Regions from separate parts of the Mus musculus genome. Here all the other regions are linked to region 1. The links are chromatin loops, found by intact Hi-C in ENCODE. Cell type or tissue: left cerebral cortex. All regions are shown on one strand. Region 1 holds the start of Kcnc1 (potassium voltage gated channel, Shaw-related subfamily, member 1). Region 2 overlaps Sergef (secretion regulating guanine nucleotide exchange factor). Region 3 overlaps Sergef (secretion regulating guanine nucleotide exchange factor).

What was found. A loop is a pair of places that touch in the nucleus more often than their neighbours do. Peaks named below come from ENCODE experiments on the same cell type or tissue, not always from the same donor. Only the 100,000 strongest peaks of a DNase experiment are listed, where the experiment ranks them.
Region 2: a loop joins it to region 1, with 2.2 times the contacts of the local background. A loop is called at or near these places in 2 of 42 quality-filtered maps.
Region 3: a loop joins it to region 1, with 3 times the contacts of the local background. A loop is called at or near these places in 2 of 42 quality-filtered maps.

What each region holds. Positions count from the first base shown.
Region 1 is chr7:46,394,596-46,402,595 of GRCm38, forward strand. Kcnc1 (potassium voltage gated channel, Shaw-related subfamily, member 1) reads left to right here and starts at 1,873. Exons shown (of 4, transcript NM_001112739.2): 1 at 1,873-3,652. The coding sequence starts at 3,083. In left cerebral cortex, CTCF peaks have their summits at 3,031 (motif pointing left) and 7,713; DNase peaks (open chromatin) are centred at 1,832, 2,219, 2,510, 2,783 and 4 more places; H3K4me3 peaks cover 4,835 bases; H3K27ac peaks cover 3,399 bases.
Region 2 is chr7:46,512,295-46,520,294 of GRCm38, forward strand. It overlaps Sergef (secretion regulating guanine nucleotide exchange factor), which reads right to left. Exons shown (of 11, transcript NM_013789.2): 10 at 3,374-3,410. Among named protein-coding and RNA genes, the nearest start is that of Kcnc1, 120 kb to the left of the region's middle. In left cerebral cortex, a CTCF peak has its summit at 3,850 (motif pointing right); DNase peaks (open chromatin) are centred at 1,545, 7,078 and 7,281.
Region 3 is chr7:46,583,012-46,591,011 of GRCm38, forward strand. Sergef (secretion regulating guanine nucleotide exchange factor) reads right to left here. Exons shown (of 11, transcript NM_013789.2): 9 at 7,596-7,762. Among named protein-coding and RNA genes, the nearest start is that of Sergef, 53 kb to the right of the region's middle. In left cerebral cortex, a CTCF peak has its summit at 4,708; DNase peaks (open chromatin) are centred at 3,268, 4,049, 4,569 and 4,755; H3K27ac peaks cover 2,821 bases.

The DNA.
Region 1 (8,000 bases):
CTCTAGGGTCCCAGCCGGTTTCCTTTTGCGAATCACTTCGACTTCAGTGAGGGGCTTCCCTGTCTAGGGCTCTGTGGAAAGAAGCTCTGGAGGCACACGCAGTCCTTTGATAAAGAGAGCTGAACTAGAGAGACATTTGGAGAGCCAAGCTCTGCTCCTATGTGGCTTTGCAGACAGGGAAGAGGGGGCAGCCTGAGCCCCTGTGGCTGGCTCCTCAGGTTTCCTGAGGAAGAGTCTAGGGAAGCCCCTTTGTCGGTCTGCCTCTTGACCGTTCACAGCTGAGATTGTACATGTCCTTGTCTCTGCATGCCTCTTTTTAAAAAAAATCTCACTTCCGGGGTCTCTATTAATCTTAGGATTGGGCTGAGCATCCTGAAAGCCACTGTCCTAGGGATCTGAATCAGGGCCAGGCTGGAGGTGCATCACTCTGGACCAGGAGATGGGACAGACTCTGGCCAGAGAGAGAAGGGCACTGAAAGCCATCTATCCTGCCTCACTCTGAGACCAAAGGGAATGGCTGTCTGGAGGAACGCTGTGATTAGTTTCTGGAGGGAAGAGGTCTCCTCAGACTTTTCTCCTCTTTGTCTGTCCATCTCTGCCCCTTTCTGATAACTCTGCCTCTCTGCCTCCCGCCTCTCACCCCCTCTCTACCTCCCCGCACTTTCCCCCTGTGACATGAAGATCTGTTTTAATTAGTGCTGTGATTCCCACGATCAGGTGGGGAGATAGGTCACAGGTTTGTCCCTAGGCTCGCAACAGTGCCTGGGGGTCAGTATAGACAGACAGCTATCTGCACTGTTAGCCAACAGGTAAGAGTCTCTCGCTTCTTAATTAAATCCCCTGTGCCGGGGCAGCCTGTTCGATTGTAGTGGACAGGAATCAATAAGCATCTTTCATAGCCCAGTGGCCTCTGGAGCTGGGCCTGACCTTCCAGTCCCTCTCAATCCCACCTGCTCACTTCTTTAAAAAGCTGGGAGTCCCTGGAGGTTGAGAGCTGGGTCTGACTTGTCCCGTGTGATTTTTGTACTTGGTAGAGAATCTGGAGCAAGTACGGAATGAGAGCTAATGACTGTTGATTAAATAAACCTAGGGGTGAGTGGCAAGCGTGGGCCAGAAGGACTTTGAAGTTAGAAATACGATCTCTGTCCCCAGCATTAACTTCCAGTATGTAGGGACCACAGCCCTGGACATGCATGGCTCACCACCCAGAGTGCCTGAAGGGGAGCGAGGCCGCCAGTATTCAAGGGGCTGAGCAGTCTTTGTGCATGTTTTCATAAGGTAGTTCAGTTTTCTGGGTAAACTGAGGTCTGTCTGTCATGGTTGTGACTAAGCCACCCTAGAATCAGGAAGGGTTCAAGGCCTGAAAGGGGCCAAAGGGATCAAGAGGGGCTCGGGATTGATCATTAATGGTGAGTTAGGACAGAGGGATGGTGAAAAAGGTATTATTTTACAGTCCCTGTAAGAAGTTATCTCTGAAAGAATCATTGGGCCTTCAGGCTTCCCCGGGAAGGGTCGGTATTAAAAGATTCCTTAAGAGGTCAGTCTCGTCCTGGTCAAGGAATGGCTTGTCTGCTCAGGGTATCAGATGGCTCCTGGGTTAGAAGAGGAGCTGGCCGCCGCCCTTCTCACCTCGGTGTGACGGGGGCGCGGGCCCAGACGTCGCTGGGAGCCTCCGCCCAACAAGTGGAGCTCCCCTAGGGCGGAGCGTCGGCGGGTCCCCACCGAGCAAGAGGCAACGAAGGGCGGGCGCCCCCAGCGCCAGGGTTGAGGGAGGCGGGGTTCGGTGCCGGCCTCGGAGGGGGGCGCAGAATCAGGGCTTTTTAGGACCCAGCGCGGCGCCTCCCTCCGGGGGCGAGTGCGGCTGCGCGCGCCGTGTGCCCGTGTCCGGAGAGCCGCGGGCTGGACGCGGACCGCGCGAACGAGCAAGCGAGCAGGCAGCGGAGCAGCAGCCCGGAGGCAGCAGCGGCGCGGCGGCGGCGGTGGCGGCGGTGGCCGCTCCGCGCCTCGCCTCCCTGGCCTCGCCAGTCTCGCTGCGCCGCGCCCGGACCTGCCACCCCCGCCTACCGGGCCCGACCTCGGCAGCGCCCCTCGCCTCGGCTGCCAGCGCCACCCGCCCTCCTAGAGCAGAGAGCGGAGTGCGGGGCGCAGAGACACCGGAGCCAGTGCCCGCCGGCCCCGCCAAGCAAACCCGGCCGGGAGAACCTTCGCTCGGCCCAGCGCAGCTCCGCAGCCGTCCGGGAGCTGTCCCTTCAGCACCGCCGCGGAAGCCTGAGTCCCAACGCAGCCCAGCGGAACCCCTGACCCAGCCCGAGCGCACAAGGTGCTGCGCTCAGCGGCCGCCCCGCGGGGCAGCACCCTGGTGCCCCTACCCAGGGGACCCGCCATCCCCTCCGGGAGGCGGGGAGAAGGAACGAGGAGGGAGGTCAGGCAGCTTCACCCGCCACCGAGGGGAGTAGGCAGATAGGCAAGGAGAGCCGAAGGGGACCGGTCACGCAGGGAGGAGAGCAAGCCGCATCCGTCCCCACCGCACCGGGAGCGCGCTGCAGCGACCACCGCAGAGCCAAGCGCGGATTTCTCGTAACCCCCTCTTTCCCAGCTGGGGCTGGTCTATCGGTCCGGCCCCCGAAACGGAGCAGCTGACCTTCCCCTAAAAAGCTTTGTGTCGGTTTCTCCATTTTCCCGCTGAGATGATACCGGGAGCCCGGCCCCCCCATCCTCTCTCCCCTCCTCCCGGGCCTCGCCGCTGAGCGCCGCCCCACTCCCTTCCTCCCTCCCTCTTTACCTCCCTCCTCTCTTCCACTGCCTCCTCCGCAGCCAGGCCAGCTCCCTCTCACACTAGGCGCCTTAAAGACCCTAGGGAGCCCGTGCACACACCCCTGGACCCGCACCTGCCTGACAGCTCCCCCTGAGGGAGCTTGGCTCGTTGGTTGGGGTGGGTGGCCAGAGCCGCGGTCCTCTGTGCCCCCCGACGGCTGGGGGGAGGGGGGAAGAGGCCCTGCGCCCCCCTCCCCGTCGCCAACTCCCCCTGGCGGCAGCTCCCATGGGTGTCGCTGGGCCGCGCCATGCCTAAGGGGGCGCCGCGATGGGCCAAGGGGACGAGAGCGAGCGCATCGTGATCAACGTGGGCGGCACGCGCCACCAGACGTACCGCTCGACGCTGCGCACGCTGCCCGGCACGCGGCTTGCCTGGCTGGCAGAGCCGGACGCCCACAGCCACTTCGACTATGACCCGCGTGCCGACGAGTTCTTCTTCGACCGCCACCCGGGCGTCTTCGCTCACATCCTGAACTATTACCGCACCGGCAAGCTTCACTGCCCGGCCGACGTGTGCGGGCCGCTCTACGAGGAGGAGCTGGCCTTCTGGGGCATCGACGAGACGGACGTGGAGCCCTGCTGCTGGATGACCTATCGCCAGCACCGAGACGCTGAGGAGGCGCTGGACAGCTTTGGCGGTGCGCCCTTGGACAACAGCGCCGACGACGCGGACGCCGACGGCCCCGGCGACTCGGGCGACGGCGAGGACGAGCTGGAGATGACCAAGAGATTGGCACTCAGTGACTCCCCAGATGGCCGGCCTGGCGGCTTCTGGCGCCGCTGGCAACCGCGCATCTGGGCGCTGTTCGAGGACCCCTACTCATCCCGCTACGCGCGGGTAAGTGACTGCTTATCCATCGGAAGAACCTGACCCGGAAAGGCAGCCTTTGCCGCTTCCTGCGGGCAGGGTGCAGTGGACAGTGAGTGCCCAGAGTGTTCTGAACACGAAGGGGGTGTGTACGTGTACGTGTGTAAGAGAAGGGGTGATTTTGCCATGATAACTGGGTTTATATACATGAGTTTGTGTTGCCGGTTGTATATGAAAGTGTGTGTGTGTGTGTGTGTGTGTGTGTGTGTGTGTGTGTGTGTGTGCTGTGCATGCATATTTATGTAACTGTGCGCTGGTGTGTATTTGGATGGATAAAGTCTGTAGGAACAAGTGAGCATATGTGTGTGTTTGAGTGTGCGTGACACCCCCACACTCTGGTTAGTGCCCGTTAGTGATGTACATCATGAAGGCATGAATTGCCCTTTGGTTTGGGAAAGATGGGGAGACTCCTTCCTTCTTCCTAGGTCAGGGAGCCTTTGGAGTAGAAACAGTGTCTTAGCCTGCTGGGAAGCTAGAGACAGACCTCAGGGACCACCTTTAAGCCATTTGAGGAAGTGGTCTTGCGACTACTCATAGTTAAGAGCTTGGTAGTTGGTGTGGATCTGGGCTGGGTGCGGGAGATAAGAGAATGGTGGTCTCTGGAACAGCTGCCTTCCCCGTACTGGGAAGAGCCTGGGGGAGGTCCAAGCCATAAGCTCCTGCTTTCTCTGGCCCCTGGGAAGAGGCTGGCAGAGAGGAAAACCTTAAGGGGAATGAACCCAGAAGTGTGTGAAGTGGGTGTGTCTTCCTCAGCCACACCCCTTTAGAAACAGCAAATTGTTACAAGGGAGAAAGGATATCCTGTTGCTGACCTTGGCCCTTCAGATGGCCTCCCTGGATTAGTTTCTTCTGCAAAATGGGGAGAGTGGTGGACTGCAAGGGCCATTTGATGGGCCATCTGTTGCTGAGACCAAGAAAGAGACCCCAGAGAGAGAGCTACCGTGGAAGACACACTCCAGGTCTTCCTGGGCTCTGTTCTCTGGCCTGAAGAGTACCAAGGATGAGAGAGATGTGTAGAGTTGGCAATCTGAAACAGTCCCTCCCTGTCTATAAGCCACCTCTGCCCCTTCCAGGCAAAACACTACCTCTGCCCATCTACTTACTGCCCCAGGCCCTTCTCTTTTGCAGACAGGCAACTGAGCCAGAGCTGGCATGGGGGTGAGGAATAAGGAGAAGCTGAAATCAGCAAATCAGTGGACAAACAAAATTTGGGAGCTAGGGGGAGGGTTCTGAGGTGCCCAAGGACAAGGAAGGGCTGTACAGGCAGACACCTGACAGATTTAATGCTAATATAAAACAGAATGACATACGGGGTGGGGGCAGCAGTTCAAAACCTCATACCTTGAATCCTAGAACAGGTATTGTGGGTAGAAATGGAGAGCACTTGGTCTCCCATGTTGCCACTGAGGATCTTGGCCAAGGTCAGGTAGGAAGCAGAAGGCCAAGTAAAATTTGAACCAGAGCCTCCTGGGACCCTATTCTTCCTTGAGATGGCCACCAACTCTCTGCTACTCTCCAGAAAGGCCAGGGACCACTAGAGGTGGCCTCTCCTCTTCCCTGTCTCCTTGATGACAGAGGCCACTACAGCTAGAGGATTATGTAACTGGAGGCTATGCTGAGCTGTGGGGAGGGGCTGGAACCTGGGACTGGGAGAATGAGCCAGCATACACTGGGAGAGAGATACCCGCAGGCTAGGCCAAGACCTGGGTTAGAGCAGCCCTTCCACTCACATTTGACCTTGGCCTGAAGTAGGCCCAACTTCTTTAAGGTAGTTGCAGAAGGCTGAGCCCCTCCACCTGCCACTGTGGACTCTACTTTGGTCAATGTACCCATGTTTCAGGGTATGTGAGGGTCAGTAAGGTGTATCCGTCCTCCTACACCATTTTCTCCACCCACAGGCCATTCCTAGGCTATGAGGTGGCCTTCACTCAATGGAGACAGATAGACCAACCACCTAAGCACAGCTTGAGGACCTGTCTGTATGAAACCATAAGTCAGGAAACTCTCACGTGAGCATCTACTGAAGAACCCATGCAGGGAGAAGCTGGACAGTCAGAGGTGGGGGGGAGGACACTGGGGTGCAGGAGGGTATTGGTGGGTAGCACTCAGGATTGCAGAACTACTGTCTTTTCTGGTAGCCTCCTGGAGAGGCCACAGGCATGGGTATCACACGAGGACACTGAGACCCATAGAAGGAGTGGAAGTGAAGGGAGAGCTGGGATTAGAACCAGGCTCCTGCTGCCTGCCTGCCTGGCTGGCCGAGCTGCATTGCGCTGCCTTGCTGCAGCCCTGCGCAGAGACCAGCCTGCTGCCCACCTCCTCCCCCTTCCATCTCTGCTCTGCCGATGCCCGCCCGCCCGCTGTCACCTTTCTTTACTCCTCCCCCTCACAGCCTGGAAAAGCCTTCTCAGATTGGTGGGTCTGGGTTTAGGGTTTTTTTTTCTTTCTTTCTTTCTAGATTTCAGACACAAATCTCATGTGTGATATAGTCTGTGTGTGTAAAACAAAAACTAGAAAGGCTTGTGTGTGAGATTCTGTGTGGGTGTGTGAGAGACTCCTCGTGTGTAAGGATAAAAATATGTTAGTGGATGTGACTCTGGGAGCACATGCGTGTGTGCCTGTGTGGTGTGTGTGTGTGTGTGACTGTAAGAGAGATACTTGTGTCAAAGAAACTGGATGTGAGATTGTATGTGGGTTGAGAAATGGTTTATTTGTGTGTGTGTGTGTGTGTGCGTGTGTGTGTGTGTGTGTGTGTGTGTGTGTGTGTGTGAGAGAGAGAGAGAGAGAGAGAGAGAGAGAGAGAGAGAGAGAGAGAATGCGTGTGTAAGAAATGCCTTGTATAACACCCCAGGTCAGTGTATCTCTGAGAGGTATGTGGGCAGGTGTGGACGTGTGTGTGTGTGTGTGTGTGTGTGTGTGTGTGTGTAGCTGTGTATATGTGTAAGCTATGTGCTCAAGACCACCTATGCACATGCAAGGTGTGTGACAGGCTGTGTGTGGCTATGTGTTAAGAAAGGATGAGGCCCCATGTGTGACAATGCATGTTTTCTATGAGAGGGGTCTTGGCTGTGTGTCACTGATGATATTCGTGCTTGTATGTGAAAGAGACCTGGTGTGGCCTGGGAGTACCTGGAAGAAGATAATATTCTGTGGCTTCTGTGCCTGCTGTCTTCACCTCCAGACTTCCAGGATGTCTGGCTGAAGGCATTTCCTTGCATGTCACACCTCAGAAGACCCATGTTCCAGCCAGGCCAATTGTGCATGTATGGGCCAGCAGTGAGGTCACATCCTCCAAGGAGCTGTCAGGATGTTGGCTGTGGGACATAGGAGCTCCTTGGTTGGAGAAGGGAGGCCCGTTGGAGCTACAAAGGGTAGCAGTGCTGGCTAGAACAGCTAGTTCCCTGATCTTCCAGCGTAGGGGTTGGGGATTGAGGTGAGCTGGGGCAAGCTGAGCCCCAGTCTAGGATGGATGTTGCAGCCTCAGACACACATAAGGTGTGAGTGGTGATGTAGCTATGGAGATGAGGGGATGAGGGGCTTCCTGGAATGAGCTGCCTCCTGGAGTCACACTGGGCAGACACTAAGGGGTGAGCAGGTGTTGGCAGGGAGAGGCAGAGGAAGAGCAGTATGCAAAGTCGCAGGCCTGTGAGAGCTGGTGGATAGAGCCAGCTGGCTGAAAACCTGCCCTCCTCACCTCCTTGAGAGTCAGCTGAGGTCAGAGGCCCTAGGCCTTTGTGATTTACATGTCACTGGGAGCATTAGTCATTGTCATATCAAGGCCAAGAATGGTCTCTAGGTTGCAGGCCAGGAAGTGTCCTGTGTGTGAGTGTGTGTGTGTGTGTGTCATTTTACACAGGTCATTTGACCTCATGAATGCCAATGAACTCAAAGTTGGTGAAGTCCTACCTCTGTGCAGTCTACTGTCCATCTTTCTTGACACTCTGTTCTTCTCTGCCTCTTTGCTCTGTCCCTTAGTCTTTGGGACCTGATATAGCTCTAACTCTTCTTGGCTATCTTGGAAGAGAGTCACCTAGTGGTTACAATGGAGAGCCCAGCTAAAGACTTCTCTTTTCTTCCTTGGGTCCCACTTCTGAGGCAACTCTGGGGAGTCCTGAATTGGGCATGAGGCAAAGATGGAACTATTAACAGGCACCTCTCCGGAAGCTCGCTCTTCCCCAGGACAGGGCATACTTTGAGACATGGTATCATGTAATGGCAGCGTGGCCCATCCAGATACTGGAATTCTTTACCAAGAGTCCTCCAATGGTGTTTTGTTTTGTTTTGTTTTGTTTTGTTTTGTTTTGTTTTGTTTTGTTTT
Region 2 (8,000 bases), 120 kb after region 1:
GCCGATGGGCTGCAGCCAATCAGGGAGTAATACGTCCTAGGCGGAGGATAATTCTCCTTAAAAGGGACGGGGTTTTGCCATTCTCTCTCTTGCTTTCTTGTTCTTGTTCTTTTTCTTGCTTTCTTTTTCTCTCTCTTGCGCTCTTGCGCTCTGGCTCCTAAAGATGTAAGCAATAGAGCTCTTGCTCTCTTGCACTCTGGCTCCTGAAGATGTAAGCAATAAAGCTTTGCCGCAGAAGATTCCGGTTTGCTGCGTCTTTCCTGGCCGGTCGCGCGAACGCGTGTAAGATTGTATAGATTCCCTTCAACCTTTGTGTCCACGCTGGTCTCAGGGGTAACTACCTCCTTCCATCCAGCAATGGCAGCTGCAACAGATTCTCTAAAGGGCAGCCTTAGATTCTCTCATTAGCTCATCTTAATTACAGCTGGACCACAGCAGTTCCTGTGTAAAATACGAGCTCCTGCTGCAAAGCAGGCAGCTTTGCCGATACCTGCTCTAGCTCTTTCTCTGGCTCCAGCTCTTCTGGTCCCCACTGCTGCCGGCAGCTTCTCTTCCCTGCCGTCCTTGGTTCTCACCCCTGCGCACATGACACTGGGGCCAGCAAACATCGCCCCAAACCACTTCAATCCTAGGCAGCTGTCAGTCTAGTGTGGACAAGAGTGCTTAAGGCTCTGCTGAGAGTCAGGTGCTATCCATGGTGCTGTGACTAGGCAGGAAAGGGGAGGGAGGCACAGAGTGCTTCCCTTCCAGAAGCCAGGAGTCAGACCTAGGACAAGGGGAAGAGAATGGACCTCTGTCAGGAGGCAGACAGGGGTGAGTGATAATGAGCAGTAAAACTCAGCTGGAGGGTCTTACACCTTCCAATTCACAGGAGAGAGCTAAAGCCTACGAAAGCCTCCCAGGGGAAATCACATCAAATGACAGCAACTAACATTTCTTTTGTTTGTTTGTTTTGTTGGTTGGTTGGTCTTTTTTATTTTTATTTTTTTGGTTTTTTGAGACAGGGTTTCTCTGTATAGCTCTGGTTGTCCTGGAACTCACTCTGTAGACCAGGCTGGCCTGGAACTCAGAGATCCGCCTGCCTCTGCTTCCTGAGTGCCGGGATTAAAGGCGTGCACCACCACGCCTGGCTAAAAATAATCTTAAACATTTTTCAAAAGATTTTACTTTCAGTTTTAATTATCTGCAAATGTGTTTGTACAGGTAAACATGGTATCTATGGAGGCCAAAAGAGGACATTGTATCTTCTGGAGGTGTGTGGGTGGTTAGGTCACTGGACATGATTGCTTGGAATCAAACTGGGGCCCTCAGCAGGAGCGGTCCACACTGTACCATCAACACCATGCGCTGGGTACTGCAGCCACCTCTGCTGTGATGATGAGGAAAACAAGGGGTTAAGCGCCTCGTCTGAGTTCACTCCAGTACAGAAGTCTGCGCTGAACCCTGGCCCCTTGCCACAGCGCTGTAGTTTGATGCCCAGCTTCTTAAATTGTGGTGACAACCTCATATGGGGTTCTGTGACTAAATGTGGGGGTTGTGAAAATTTTGGCAGCAGTAAGAAGTTTCTGAACACACAACAATGACAGATTATTTCAAAATCAAATATGTAAGGAAGCCGAGGTGTTACTGGCAACATTCACCCATGTTGTATCATGTGACGTTGCTGCAGCTTTGATTCTGAACACACAGCAAGGCCAACAAACACATCCCGAACCACGGAGGCTGAGACTCCTTGTGACATAAACTACTTTCTGCTCTCAGAGAAGCATGATGGTCAAACTATGAGAACACGGATCAGAGTGGTGTATCTCTGGAGTGTGCTCAGTCAGAGGATTTGGCTTAAAGACTGCTGTATGAGGTGGTGATCTGAGTTGCTTTTTTTGGGGGGGGGGGGTTGGGCTTGGTTTTTTTTTGAGATAGGGTTTCTCTGTATAGCCCTGGCAGTCCTGGAACTCACTTTGTAGACCAGGCTGGCCTCGAACTCAAAATTCCGCCTGCCTCTGCCTCCCGAAGTCATTAAGCAGAACAGGCCAGATGGTTCCGTGAGTAAAAGCAGCTACCACCAAACCTGAAGGCCCAAGTTTTGATCCCTGAAACAAGTGCATGTGTGCCTACACACGTATACACACAACAACAACAACAACTAAATAAAAATTTAAACATTATTAAATGAATTTTGACTTATGCTTAGGATAGAATGTCGAACAATTTTTTAAATGGTCTTAAACATTCTGCTGTCTTGTACTGGGTGTTTATGTGAAGTGTTGTTCTGAGCCCTGACAGCTTTGAGTATGTTCTATACTCTATAATATCAAATAATCAATCAAGATTTAACTAGGAAGCCAGACGTGGTGGTGCACGCCTTTAATCCCAGCACTTGGGAGGCAGAGGCAGGCGGATTTCTGAGTTTGAGGTCAGCCTGGTCTACAGAGTGAGTTCCAGGACAGCCAGGGCAATACAGAGAAACCCTGTCTCAAAAAAAACCAACCAACCAACCAACCAAACAAACAAAAAAGATTTAACTCTGTATGTAATAAGAAACACACACACACACATACATACATCTCATTAGTACACAAGTCTGCTTTGTCCTTTAATAGTAAAAGTTAATGTATACTGAAGAACTGTCTTTTAAATAATTTTCTAGCTGTTGCCAATTTATGTCTCATTTGTATACACACTTTACACACGTGTACTTTTGGAGTCATACTGGGTGTAAGTAGATCCTGAGCAGTGATTGCCCCACTGTGCTCTTTAGCCCAAATCGCGTCGACTCTGGAGAGTAATGGACAGCTTTCCCGAATGAATTACTCATGGGTGCAGCCATGGCCTTGTGTTACCCAAGGCCGGCTAAGCGGAAGCTTTGATGAGCCTGGTTTGTGCCCTACTTGGAGTCCCCTGGTGCAGGTGTACACCAGGCAGCAAGGACTGGGGACAGAGCCAAACCAAGAGGAAAGAACTTCCTAGGATGGGTTTGTCCAGAGAGTCAGAAGTATCTAGCTCACTCCTCGATTGTATGTCTCCCTCTCCATGATGCCAGAGCTTGTGAATTATGTCTTTAAATATCACTTTCAGAGGCAGGAGCAAACTCAGGGGCCTTCGGAAGATACTCACTGAAACAGGCTGAAGTGTTCAGAAAACAGGCTCCCACTAAGGGATTTGTCACCAAAAATGTCTCCAAAATCTTCCCCAACTCCCCCCCTCTCCCTCAACCCTCTCTCTCACTATACATCCCAGACAGCCTGGAGCTTGTGATTAGCTGCTGGGTGCTGGGTACAAATGCACACCACCGAGCCTGACTCCCCGACGAGTCTTCTCCAATTACATTACATGGGTTTCACAATCAACCGTTATCAGTGTAAAAATTACTTACTAATTACTGCCAAGTTGTGCTCCGAGCCACAAGAAATCTGTAAAAGTAAAGAAAACATATGCTATTAGAAAAAAAATGTATAGACATCTCCGCTAGTATGCTTTGTGATCATGGTTATTTCATAATGGCATGCACATCCACATTTTGGCAACTTTTAGAAAGATGTAGAAAGGAGCATCATACACAAAGGTTAAAATTATAATTATAACATATTCACAGCTACATGGAAAGTCAGTGCGGAAAAACATTGCGTGGAAATGCACCAAGATGTTAAAGCTGTCGTTAGCCAGTTAGACTACCAGTGATCTCTTCTTTCTACTTTTTATTTTTCAAGCTTTCTTCTTTTTTACTTAAAATTTTAAATCTGTTTTATTTGTTTTTAATTTTTTTTCACTTTAACTTTTTGTGTAGGTGTTTTTTTTTTATCTGCACGCAAGGTTAGGCACCATGTGCATGCAGTACCCATAGAGGGCAGAAGAGGGCGCTGATCCCCTGGAGTGGGAGTTTCAGACAGTTGTGAGCTACCACGTGGGTGCTGGGATTGAGCCTGGCTCCTCTATCAGGGTTCTTAATCAACAAAGCATCTCTCTGGCAACCCACACATACAAAACCAGAGGCGGGCTCTCGTGGAGCTATAACTGGCCTTAAACTTCTGCTCCTCCTGCATCTAGCTCCCTAGTGATGAGACTTCAGGAGTGTACTGCCACACCCAAAGCATTTTTCAAAATTTCTATAACGTACACATCACTTTTTTAAAAACCCAGAAAGATATAGTAATAAAGATAACAGTTTTCAAATGCTGAACTAGAATGGCCATCCCATCCAGTGATAAAATGAGCCAAGGAGTCTGTGGAATGGATGTTTCTGCTCTGTTCCCGTCCTCTTCCAGCCCAGACTCCCTGTGGCCTCTGAGTGCACTGCGTTCTCTTGTGCTCAAGTGCATGCTTGTTCGTCCACCCAGAATGGCCTCTCCTTACCGCCTACATAAAAGGCTGTATTCACTTTTACCTCAGAGCACCCACTGAATTCCTTGGCTACAGCATTTAGGCTGGCTCAGGCACCGCTGTCATTCTGCCCGATCAGAATCTGCCTGTCTGTCTATCCGGCACCACATTGCAGCAGGCATCCTGTCTTTTAGTATTTCTTCTGGTCTCTGCTAGACACACACAGCCTGAGAACACAGTGAGTCTCACCTCTGCATCGCACTTGTGACATGTACAGAGCCTGGGGCTCAGCTAACATCTGACAAACTAATGAATAAAAATAAAAATGTCGAGTGCATGAAGAAAGAAAGAAAGAAAGAAAGAAAGAAAGAAAGAAAGAAAGAAAGAAAGAAAGAAAGGAAGGAAGGAAGGAAGGAAGGAAGGGAGGAAGATAAAAGAAAGAAGAAAGGAGAAAGAACAAAAGGAAAGAAGGAAGGAAGGAAGGGAGGAAGGAAGGAAGGAAGGAAGGAAGGAAGGAAGGAAGGAAGTCAGTCAGTCTCAGAGAGAGAGAGAGGGGGCAGCAGGTCGTCAGGGTTTGAATCCAGAATTCCCAGCCACTGGTGGGTACGTCTACCCCTACAGTGTCTGCATTATCTACCACTGTCAGGAGGAAGTGACGGGGATGGAAGGCAGAGGTGGCTCTCTGGGTGCTCTGAAGAAGATGTGTGACCAGCATCACAATGCTCATTTTAATCCTAGGCCCGAGAAAGGGAGGAGCTACACTGGATGTTGATGTGGGAGGAGCCATGGGTGTCAGCTATGTTACCCGGACAGAGAGGAGACACAGCCAGAGGAAATGGCTTGTCTTGGGTTCCAGGCCAAGTCTGAACATGAGAACTCTCATGATCACAGGAATGATTCCACAAGAGTGACATCTAGCCTGTCTGTACCTGGCTTCTTTCATTTAACGGAATGCTCTTTGGGTTCGTCCCTATTACAGCCCACTGACGGCTGTGACTAATAACACTGTGTTATATCCTTGAGAACCTCTGAGTAACATAAGTTAAAACCTGCCGGGTAAGCACCACCTGGAGTTCAGATCCCCAGAACCCACATGAACACAGGGTGGGCGTGGTGGCCCGCCTGTGAGTCCAGTCTCAGACGATGGAGACGATGGAGACGACAGATCCCCAGAATAAGCTGGGTTGAGAGACCCTGCCTCAGGGAATTCGGCACAAGAACAATGGAAGATGACTGTTGACATTAACCTTGGGGCTTCGCATGTGTATACATGTACACCCGCACCCACATTTGAATTCACATACACATACACACAAGTGAAAAAAGGGAAAAACGAAAATGCTGGGTATATTTTAAGCTTTCTTAACACAAAAATGACAAGTATGCGACCTAACCATTAGCTTGACCTAACCATTCCATGATGTGTACTTATTCAAAACTTCATGTTGGACAACACACACACACACACATACACGTGTATATGTATGTGTATATATGTATATAAAATAGAAATATTTGTTAATTAAAAAAAAAAAAGACTGGAGAGGCTAGAGGAGTAGCTCAGTGGTTAAGAGCGTCGGCTGCTTTCCCAGAAGACCTGGGTTCAGTTCCCAGCAACCACATGCTGGCTCCCAACTGAATGAGGTTCTAGTTCTAGGGAACGATAGCCCTTTCCTTCTGGCTTCCATAGGCACTGGACACACACACACACACATAGGCAAAAAAACAAAAACAAAAACAAAACAAAACCTTAACATAAAGTACCTTTAAATCTAACGCATTTACAAAGACTAGTGCCGCTGTGGCCCTCCTACCCTGACAGGCTCCTGTCTGCCCGGTGGGGAAATGAAAGTTCTGGTCTCAGGAAGGGCTCAAAGCCCTTCAGCCAGGCAGGCTGGAGGAGAGAGGGGCAGCCTGGGCTCCTAGGCCTTACCCTGCACAAAGATGGGATTCCCTGTGTCACATTCAACCTGGTGTGAGCAGAGACTATAACACTGCATGGACTTTGAGAGAGTGTGGCAAAGCTGCTCCAAACATCTTAGACCAATGCAGCTTAGACCGATGGGGGGGGGGCTGTCTAGCAGTAAGCAAATATGTATGTAAATGACGGCAGAGCTGTTTGATGGACTATTAAGCAGCCTAGGAAAATGATGCTTACACTAAGAAAATATTCCAAATATCATCTGAACGGGGAAAAAAAATCACATAAAAGTTATATCCATAATACATTATCCACTCTGTAATAAAACATGAATAAAAATGACTGCAAGGAGAGACATCAGAATGCTGACAGCACCTGTCCGCTCTCTCTCTGAGTCTTATACACTAATGCTTGTAGCAGGGGGTGGGGGTGGGTGGGAGGGGTAGAGCTATTAAAAATAAGAAAAGAAGTATAATGCGGTTCCCTCCACATAGGGGAATAAAAGCTAACTATGAAATGTATGTGTTTAGATATGAGGAAGGGGCTCAAAAGAGGTAAGTTACCAGGGCAATCGCATCCTGGTAGCCACATGAGTAGGAACTTTGTTCCCACCAGTCTTTATTTCCAGAATGTTCTTTCACCGTGGTGACAGCAACAGTAGTGTGGTGACAGTGATAAGAACAGTAATTAAAACTACCATAAACCGAGGACGCGTGTGTGCCAGGCTGTGCTCCGAGGCGCCTCTCGAACACCGGCACATTTTAATCATCACAGACATCTTTCCAGGTATGCTTGGCTTTGCTCATTTTAGAGATGAGCTCGAGGCTCATACATATTCAGTGGCTTCCACAGTTAGTCAGGCAGCAGCAACAGAAGTGAAGTCGGGTTTGTCTCATTTGCAAGCTACTGCCCTTTACCTCTGCTTCCTGTTACCTCAAACAAGCAAACCTCTTCGATTTAAGAAACACACAGAGAGGCAAAGGACTTTTGTCTGGGGTTGAGGGTAGCCCTGATCAGAGACTTGAAAGCGACCAGCATTAGGGATCGAGCTTCCAGGCCAGCCGCTGACAGATGCTAGCTCCGCACTAGACCTGCAGCTCTGCATTCATGAGTAAGACATGGGTAGACAGGCTCTGTCAATGCCCGTGCTAAGCTGGGAACATGGAACTTCCCATGGCTTCTCCCTCTCTGTGCTCTGGCTTAGGTGGGGACCCCTGAACACCCCACACCACGGCTCTCAGCACTACACTCCTCCAGTGATATTGCTTCAATGGCCATTTGCTCCATATTGCTCCTGCCAGCGTCTCCCCACTGCCCAGCAGCAGGCAGTTTTATAGAAGACTGTTAAAAAGTGGCTATGTGCCGGAAGCCAGGTCACTCCTGGGCCCTCTACTTTCTGATTCCTGAGACCTTTGACAGGACTTTGAACCTCCAGGACCTGAATGTTCTCAGATATTAAAAGGTAACAGTGTGTCTTGTCTGCCTTACAGAAGTGCTGAGGGACAGATGGTGGCCCTCCTTCCTTATACACACACCTGACCCCTGCTGAAAACCCTCCTCAGCTCCCCTCCCACTCTATTGGGAGGGTAAGGTCTAAATTAGAAAGCATGGCTTATAAGGCCAGGATGTCTTAGTACATGTTTACTCCTCATAAACTCAACTGCAAACAATGTATTCTCTTTTCCAGTCATGAGGCGTATTTTCTCTAAGGACGTCATGTAATTTCAGACTCCTATGCATTCTACTCTCCTTGCCTGGAATT
Region 3 (8,000 bases), 190 kb after region 1:
CTCCATCCTGAGACCCTAAGCCTACGTGGCTTTTGAACACCTTTTGAAGCCAGAGCCAAGGCTTTCTCTCTTCCATATTCTTCCATCATCTTCCTAAAGAGCAGGTTTCCAGTAAGTGTTCCTTAGAGAAATTCACATTTTTTTGTTTGGAATTTGGATTTTTTTTTTTGGTGGTCTTTTTGTTAGTTTTTGTTTTATATTTGGGAGTGTTTTGAATTTAGTTAGGTTTTTAAATTTTTATTGTTTGTTTTGTTTTTTCATTGCTAAGGATTGAACCTAGGGCCTTTTACTTGTTAGGCAAGGACTCTACAACCAAGCTACGTCTCCAATCCAGTTTTCTCTCTTTTCTAAGAACATTAAACAAGACTATGATCAAATTTTTATTTTTAGTCCTCGTTTTGGCAATGAGGTGGGGCTAGCTAGGTGAGGACAGACCATGGCTTACTGATTCAAGCGCTGTTTCTGCGGCTGTCTCTGTGGTGAGGCAGTAGATAATGGCAGTCCAAGCCAGAGAAACGCCAGAGAGACAGAAGTAGCTTTAGCCCTTGGCCAGCCAACTCTTGCACAGCCCATTCAGCCTCCCTGCCTATTTCCATTCTAAAATTCTAAGAGATTTACTTTCATCCTGGGACAACCAGTATTTAAGGTCAGGTGCAACAAAAGATAGTGGGTCAGCTCCAGGATGACCCCAGGCAAGGCCTGGGCCAGTCACACTGCTGCAAAGAGTACAAGAGACAAATGAGATCGCAGAGGCTTTAAATTAGTACTGACAAGTTTCCTCTGCTGCTGAGAAAGCATCCCAGAGACACCCTGGGCACAGACACTGATAGTTTGGCTCCCCCAACGGGAGGTCACACTGCCTGCACCTGAGAGGAGACTGAGTACAGATTACAGCACATCTGGCTCCATTGCTCTCACTGAGTCTTATTCTAAGAACTCCCATGAGATGTAGGATTGATGTCTACCATCGCAAGTAAGACAAAAGGGTGGCTCTAACACATAGTTATAACAAAACCTATATCTGAAACATACAGTGGCTTGGACCCAATAATGACACATTTTATTTGCATCTTTCCAAAATCCTCTAGGCAAGGTAAATACTATAGTTACTTCGCAGATGAGAAAGCTAAGGCTGAGAAAGGCTTGATACAAAGCTACATCACTGATAGTTATAGAGAAGAAGGCCCAGCCTAGGTCTTGTTCCACATTCAAGACTCTGTGTATGAGACCTCACCTCCAACTCCAGGCAGTGCAATGCCTTTTCATGAGCTAGTGTGGTAGACTTTACTGAGTCTGTCCTTGTCCTAGCTCTCTTCCTCAGAAGATGCTGTCCCAAGCCTGGAAGGAGCCATCCGCTCTACCTACCACCCAGTAAAGACAAAGACAGGCAGAGAGGAGGCTGCTGAGGAACAGGGCAAGAAGGAGTAGAAAGGGAGAGAGAGGTCCAAGCCCCATCTCACCAACCACTTTGTGAATGAGTGTGAGCTTTCTCTGGGCCCTGCAGTTCCCTCAGCTCTAGAATGCCAATGGCCTCGCCACCATTCAGCACTGATAACGACGTCATTGAGCTCTCACTTCCAGAGAGAGCCACTAGACTGTGCTAGCTGAACCCACTCTAGCATCAGATCACTTGGTTCCTTCTGGTGGCTTGAGCTTGCGCTCATGCCTTGGACTCTCGGCTCCAGGAACAATTTGGTGTTTGGTCTAACCAAGACCATCTAAGCCACCCACCATGAGCTCCTACTCTTGTTGGCACACATCTACCAACTACATACATTGCTCCCATACTAGCCCTAACTGGACAAAGATAAACAAGACCATGCCTTTCATCAAAGAACTCTGAGTTCAGCTTAAGGATAGACATGCTAATTACTATGTCATTAGTAAATACTACACAGCAGAACCAGCATCAACTTCATCCTTTAGTTGTGATTCTTGGGGCCTTGAATTGTACCAGACCCAGCAGGATATGATCAACATTGTTGGAATAAACAAATAAAACAAACCATACAGCAGGATCTCAAAGGATACAGTTTGCCAGAGGCACTCTCTTCTCTACCTCAAAGCGTCTGACTTCATATCCCCCTTTGTTCTACTGCTAGGCTGAAAGAACATCTCTCCCCCTTCCAGGAACTAACCCTTTCACAGTGATCTTCAGGCTCATATCCATGGCAGCTGGGCTTCAACTCCTCCTCCCTCATATACCTCTGTCCCTCTGCTACTTCATCTCCTGCAAGGGGCACAGCCATCTTCACCCTCCACCACCATCACCCACCAGCAACTCCTTTATCTCCACCATCACTAAATCCAGTGGCCTTTTCCTCTTACCCAGCCTCCCTGACCTCCCCAGCCTCCTGGACACTGCCATGACACTTTCCCCTCTCCTGTCAATATTCAGTCTGCCTGGCTGCTGTTCTTCCTCTGCTTGCCTCAGAAATGCAAGGCCTTGCCAAGATTTCCCTGCTACTTACATTAGCTCCCTAGAGAACTAATTTAACGTCAAGACTTCCAATTCAGGAAGCCTTTCCAGGCACCAACCCTATTCCAACCCTGCAGCATCCAACAAAACCACAGGGACTGAAATGTCAGGAAAGAAAAGGTCCCCATGGGCATAGGGTAGGACAAACATATTTTCATCCTCAGACTCTCCATAGCTTCTATCACAGTGTGCCTGTCCTGCTTGACCCTGCTGTTCACTCACAGGCTCCCCACCTGCTAATGCGGCAGTCAGAGACAGGCATGCCTAAGCATCCATTAGGTGAATGGATGCGAGTTCTTGACGAATTATGAAGTGTAACAGATTATGAGCATCTTCATCAGAAGCCCCAGCTGTGACTTGTGCACAGCACAGGACAAAACCCCTGGGTGCTGGCTCTGCAGGCCACTGGGTGACCGAGAACCTGCAGATATGGGAATGCCCTTCCTAACTTCCTGGGGTTAAAGAGCACAGTCTAGAGGAAAGGAGGGGCAATGAGGGATACACACCCCTAAAATTCTTTCTTCCATTCATTTCTCCTCTCTTCCATCAGTGAACACCCACTGCTCTAGTTAGCTTTAACTGCCAGCCTGACACCACTTAGAGTCAGGAGAGGTGAGAACCTTGAATAAGGAACTGCCTGAATCAGACTGGCCAGTGGGCATGTCTGTGAGGGATTGCCTTGATGGAGAAGGGCCCAGTCCCCTGGAGGCAGCACTGGCAGCATGGCATAGGCAGGTGGTCCCACACTGTGTGTGTGTAGAAGTAAGCTGAGCATGAACCCACATGAATCAACAGGGATCCGGCCTCCGTGGTTTCTGTTGTACCTTCCTGGTGAGGAATTCCCTGGTAAAGAATAATATTGCAGAACAGCAAACATTCCTGCCTTACTTCCTTTAGTGAGAGATGATGACCTGGAAGTATAAGGTAAAATAACCCGTTCCTCCGGCCATGCCCACCCCCAAGTTGCTTTTGGTTTGAGTGTTTTACCACAGCAACAGACAGGAAACTAGGATACCCACTAAGCACCTCTGAGGTAGCAGGGACTATTCTATCGACCAAGACTGAAACTTCCTTTTACTTATTTATTTACATTCCAAATGTGGCTCCCCTTCCCAGTCTCTCGTTCCCTGAGTCCCTCCTGCTCGCTCCCATCCCCTTCTCTTCTAAGAAGATACGCTTCCACCCTGGAATATCAAGTCTCTTCCAGATTTAGGTGCATCCTCTCCCCCTGAGGCCAGACAGGACAGCCATGGACACTGAGCTACCTGTCATGTGCTGGCGGGCCTCGTGCCAGCCCCTGTATGCTCTTTGGCTGATGGCTCAGAGACTGCAACTTTCAACATGAAAGACAAGGCCTTTGCTTGCCTAGACCCCACATTCTAGTGAAAAGAACACGGTGCTGAGGAAAACAAAAGGAGGTGCTTCATCGGGGCACCCCCAGCATGGCTCTGCTGTCTGGTGGCTTTCTCTCCCGTGTGTTCTCACAGGCAGGTCCACTGCTGTGCAGTTTGCACTAGCTCCCCCTGCTATGGTACAGCGCCCACGTGCTAGCTTCTAACCACAACAGACCATGCTTAGGGTGGTTGGTATGGCTTCAAGGAGGACTCTGTGCTGTGCTCTGGGAAAGACTTAGGGCTGCTGGGTCCCCAGAGTCTAAGACCTCAGGCTCCTCTGGCAACAAGCACTGATGCTTAGGGGTTCCTGCCAGAGAGTCACTTGGCCGTGCTTTTTTCGGGTTGTGTTCAATTCTATCAGAGCCCTCCGGACTCAGCTGATTGCTGGTGGTAGATTTCTGCGTTATTTAGGGCACCAAAGTCCCACAGTCTTGACACAAACTTAAAATTAGAAAAGCATTAAATATAGGAAAGAAGGAAGGTCATTCAGGAAAGGCAGCCTTTGGGGAGAGCTGCAGGACAAAGACACCCTGGAAACTTCCAGGTTCATTAATGGGTTTTACACAGCATTCAAGTGGTGTTTCTCCTTCAGAAATAACACGGTGGAAAGCGTAGGGGACAGGCTCAATCCTCAGCTAACGCGGCCGAGTGAGTGACTCGGCAAACTAAAAATAGCTCCTTTCCCACACGTTCTGACGGATCTCACTTCGACCCTGTGCACGGGTTGATCCTTGCAGCTTCTGCCCTGCAGAAAAAATGAGGGCTGGCGACCCTTGAGCTTCACAGTGACCCCATCTCAGACCCAAGTCTTGTTTAATTCCACGGTTCCTGCTCCCACCGCTGGGTGTGCACACACGTGCAAGTGTGCGCTGAGAGTCGGTGCTCCTCAACCAAACGTGGGCAGAATTTAAACCAGGAACATGACTCAGGGATGTGACTGCAGGCTGAGCCCAGGCAAGCCCCCAGAAACACTGACAATCAGGCCATGTGTCCTGGCTCTTCTCCTGCCTCCTAGCAGGCCTCTTTGGGTCCCGGTGTTCTTAATTATAAATGGAAATAATCATTGCTCTTGAGGCCTGTTTCACGGCACCATACTAGGATCAAAGGAGACAACGTATGAACGTGCTTTGTGTTTGCTGCTGTGGGAACGGGACAGGCCAGACAGGCAGCCACACTGGGGCGCTAGGCTCAGGCACAGAAAGACTCAAGCCCTGTGGCCGACCTCATGCTCATCTTGGCATGCCATATCCTTGCTATACACCAACCCGGTTTTAAGAGCCTGGGTCAAACAACAGTTCCTTTTTGCTGGTGTCCTCGGAATTATCATCTGGTCTTCACCACTTCCTGTATCCATTTCTACCTCACTTCTCACTTCTCAGCCCGGAGTGCCATGTTTACTGGGGTACTAGAAGCTCTTTGAACACCAATGCTTATGCAGTTGACAAGGGAAAGGACAAGACATCCAAGTTCCTTTTTTTTTTTTTTTTGCTATAGGAGACCACTACCCAGCAGCTGAGCTTGTAACTTAGCTTAGTCAGGGAGTGGAGATGTGTGCCTGCTTGGTTCCCTGTGTTGTTCCCAGGCTATCCACTTGGCTTCTTCATCTTTGGTTGCTTCTCATCCCTCTTAAGAGCCAAGTCCTATCCATTCTGTTTGTGGGTCTTTACAAGAGTTCTAAACAGTTCCTTATTGTACAGAGTTCAACCCTAGTACTAGCACCCAGTCATGTCATAGCAGGCTCCCGGGGCACATGTGTGTCCTGTCTGTGTCTGCAGCAGTGTGGCATGCTGGGACAACAACAGATCACTGACTGCTTCTTGCATTAGACAATGTAACCAACTGTTACCAAATCCCCACTATCCAAGAGAACCATGCCTGCTCTCTTCACCAGCTCCCCATGTAGCATGCAAAGTCTACCATAGGAATTATGATCCACACCTTGTTGACAGAACCAGACAGGGCAATGGACGAGGCTCCCATGCCTCGGCTACTATGCCATCCAAAGTTTCAAGTGACCCAAGGACAGGAATGCTAAAGACTATGACATTGTTACACAATTGCATCAGGCTCTCTGCAGCTGAACTCACTACACAGAAGAAATTACTACTCCATTCCTTCAATCCTGCATTAGCAGAACCAAACAGAACCAAGATGAATACAGTAGGCATCAAAAAGACACTCATGGCTGCTGCCCTTGAACTCATCACCAAGAGTCTTTTAGTCTGCTTCTAAAAGAAGCAGTTAGACGGGCTCTCGATGCTCAGTTCAACGACAGTGATACAAATAAGTAAGATAAATACACGCACGGTCACATGCATGTCAGAGCACGTGACGGAAGTTGGGGACAGCTTAAGGGAGTCGGGTCTCTCCTTCCACTCTGTTGGTTCCAGGGTTAAAACTCAGGTCAACAGGCTTGGGGGCAGGCCTCTTTACCTGCACAGCCGCCTTGCTGGCTCTCGGCAGTCATTTTACATGCCCATTTTAAGACTAAGAGGAAATGAAACAGCACTCGTGATAAACAAAGGCTGAATCAAATCACAGATACTACCTCTGACCTTTTACAAGCATGGACTCCTGCACATGCAAAAAGAACGTACTTCAGTTGGGGTGGGAGGTTGAGAGCAGGCTTATTATCGCTGCTGTGTGCAGACTGCCTTCGTGACACAGAGGAAGGGCTCCGGAGAATGAGGGCTAGGACATGAAACGGAAATGGAACATCCTATGGACAGGGAAGGAGGTAGCCAGGTGGCCCTGGGGAAGGGAAGCCCTCCAGGTGTGGAGAGGCTTGTAATTAGCCTCTTGCTAATTACAGAAGTCCTATAAGTTTATTAATTTTTTTCTGACAGACTCTGAATGAAGACTGAATTCCTTCACTAAACTAACTCCAGTTCAGAGACATGGCTTCTGATGCCTGTTCTTCTAAAAGCCCTAGCCTTTCTTTAAGAACAAACAAAAGGGCTCAGTGAAGTAAGATTCAGTGACAGGAACATACACCCTGGAGAAATTAAGATTCCTGCCTTAAACGGAGAACTTCAGGCCATTTCAGAGAACCAAAGGGACTTGAATAAGCAAGTGGGACACAATGTTTTCTTCACTGGAAAATATAAACAGATGTGCAGAATACTTAGCTCAGCACTAAACACCTTCTAGGTCGGGTCACAGCCCCCCACCCCATCCCCATGTTATCACCTCATGAGGGCTCCATGCCCCGGCCAATTTAACTGTTAGCAGCCCCCATGCTTTCCTCACATCTCCACCCAGTATGACTCTGTTCAAGTTGTTATGTTCCTTGAAGTCCTCCTGTGTCTTCCAAATGCTTCAGTCCCATCCATCCCTCACGACATACCTCAATGCCATGCCATTCTCAAAACCCAAGCCAATCTTTCCACCAACTGAGTTCAAGCTCTCACTCCTGCCTGGAATACTGGCCTCTGAGCCTCCCTAAGTGAGTTATACAGTCTGCCTTATGCTAATGGACAGGTAGGTAACCAAGAACCAGCTTTTCTATCACAGTAAACCATTAGCTTCTTGTGAACGAGGATCCCTTCAGACTCCTGTATAACATACCATGACTCAGACTGGTATATAGGAAGCCCTCAGGAAAACACTTCACTGTGAGACAGGGAAGACACCACACTGTATGTGCAGGAAGCCACCACAGAAACCCTTCTCCGTGGGTCAGGGAAGGCAGCACACTGCATCTGCAGGAAGTCGCCACTTACCTCTGTTGCTCCTGTCAGGCAATGCAGAGGTGAAGGCACACTGTTCTGTGGCCCCTGGAAGGCGAGCGATGAGTCTTGCTCTACAGGTTTCTGAGCTTCAGGAGGCTCCAACCTCCTCCCTAGCTGACCATAGTCTGCTCGACCCCAGGTAAACACCTTGCCAGTTTCTGCGAACAAACAAGATCTGAATGAAGGCTATGTTCCCCAGATGTGCTCTCAAGGGTAAACAAGAGTTACTAGTAAAATTGTGACTGTTTACTTCATTATGTTCCAATCAAGGACGTGATAATGCCTTTGAGGGGGAGGGAGGAATGGCTCAGATTGCTTGCCATGTACCCTTATGAGGACCTTAGTTTGGATCCCCAGAACCTGTGCAGAGCCAGATGAGGTAATTCACATTCCAAT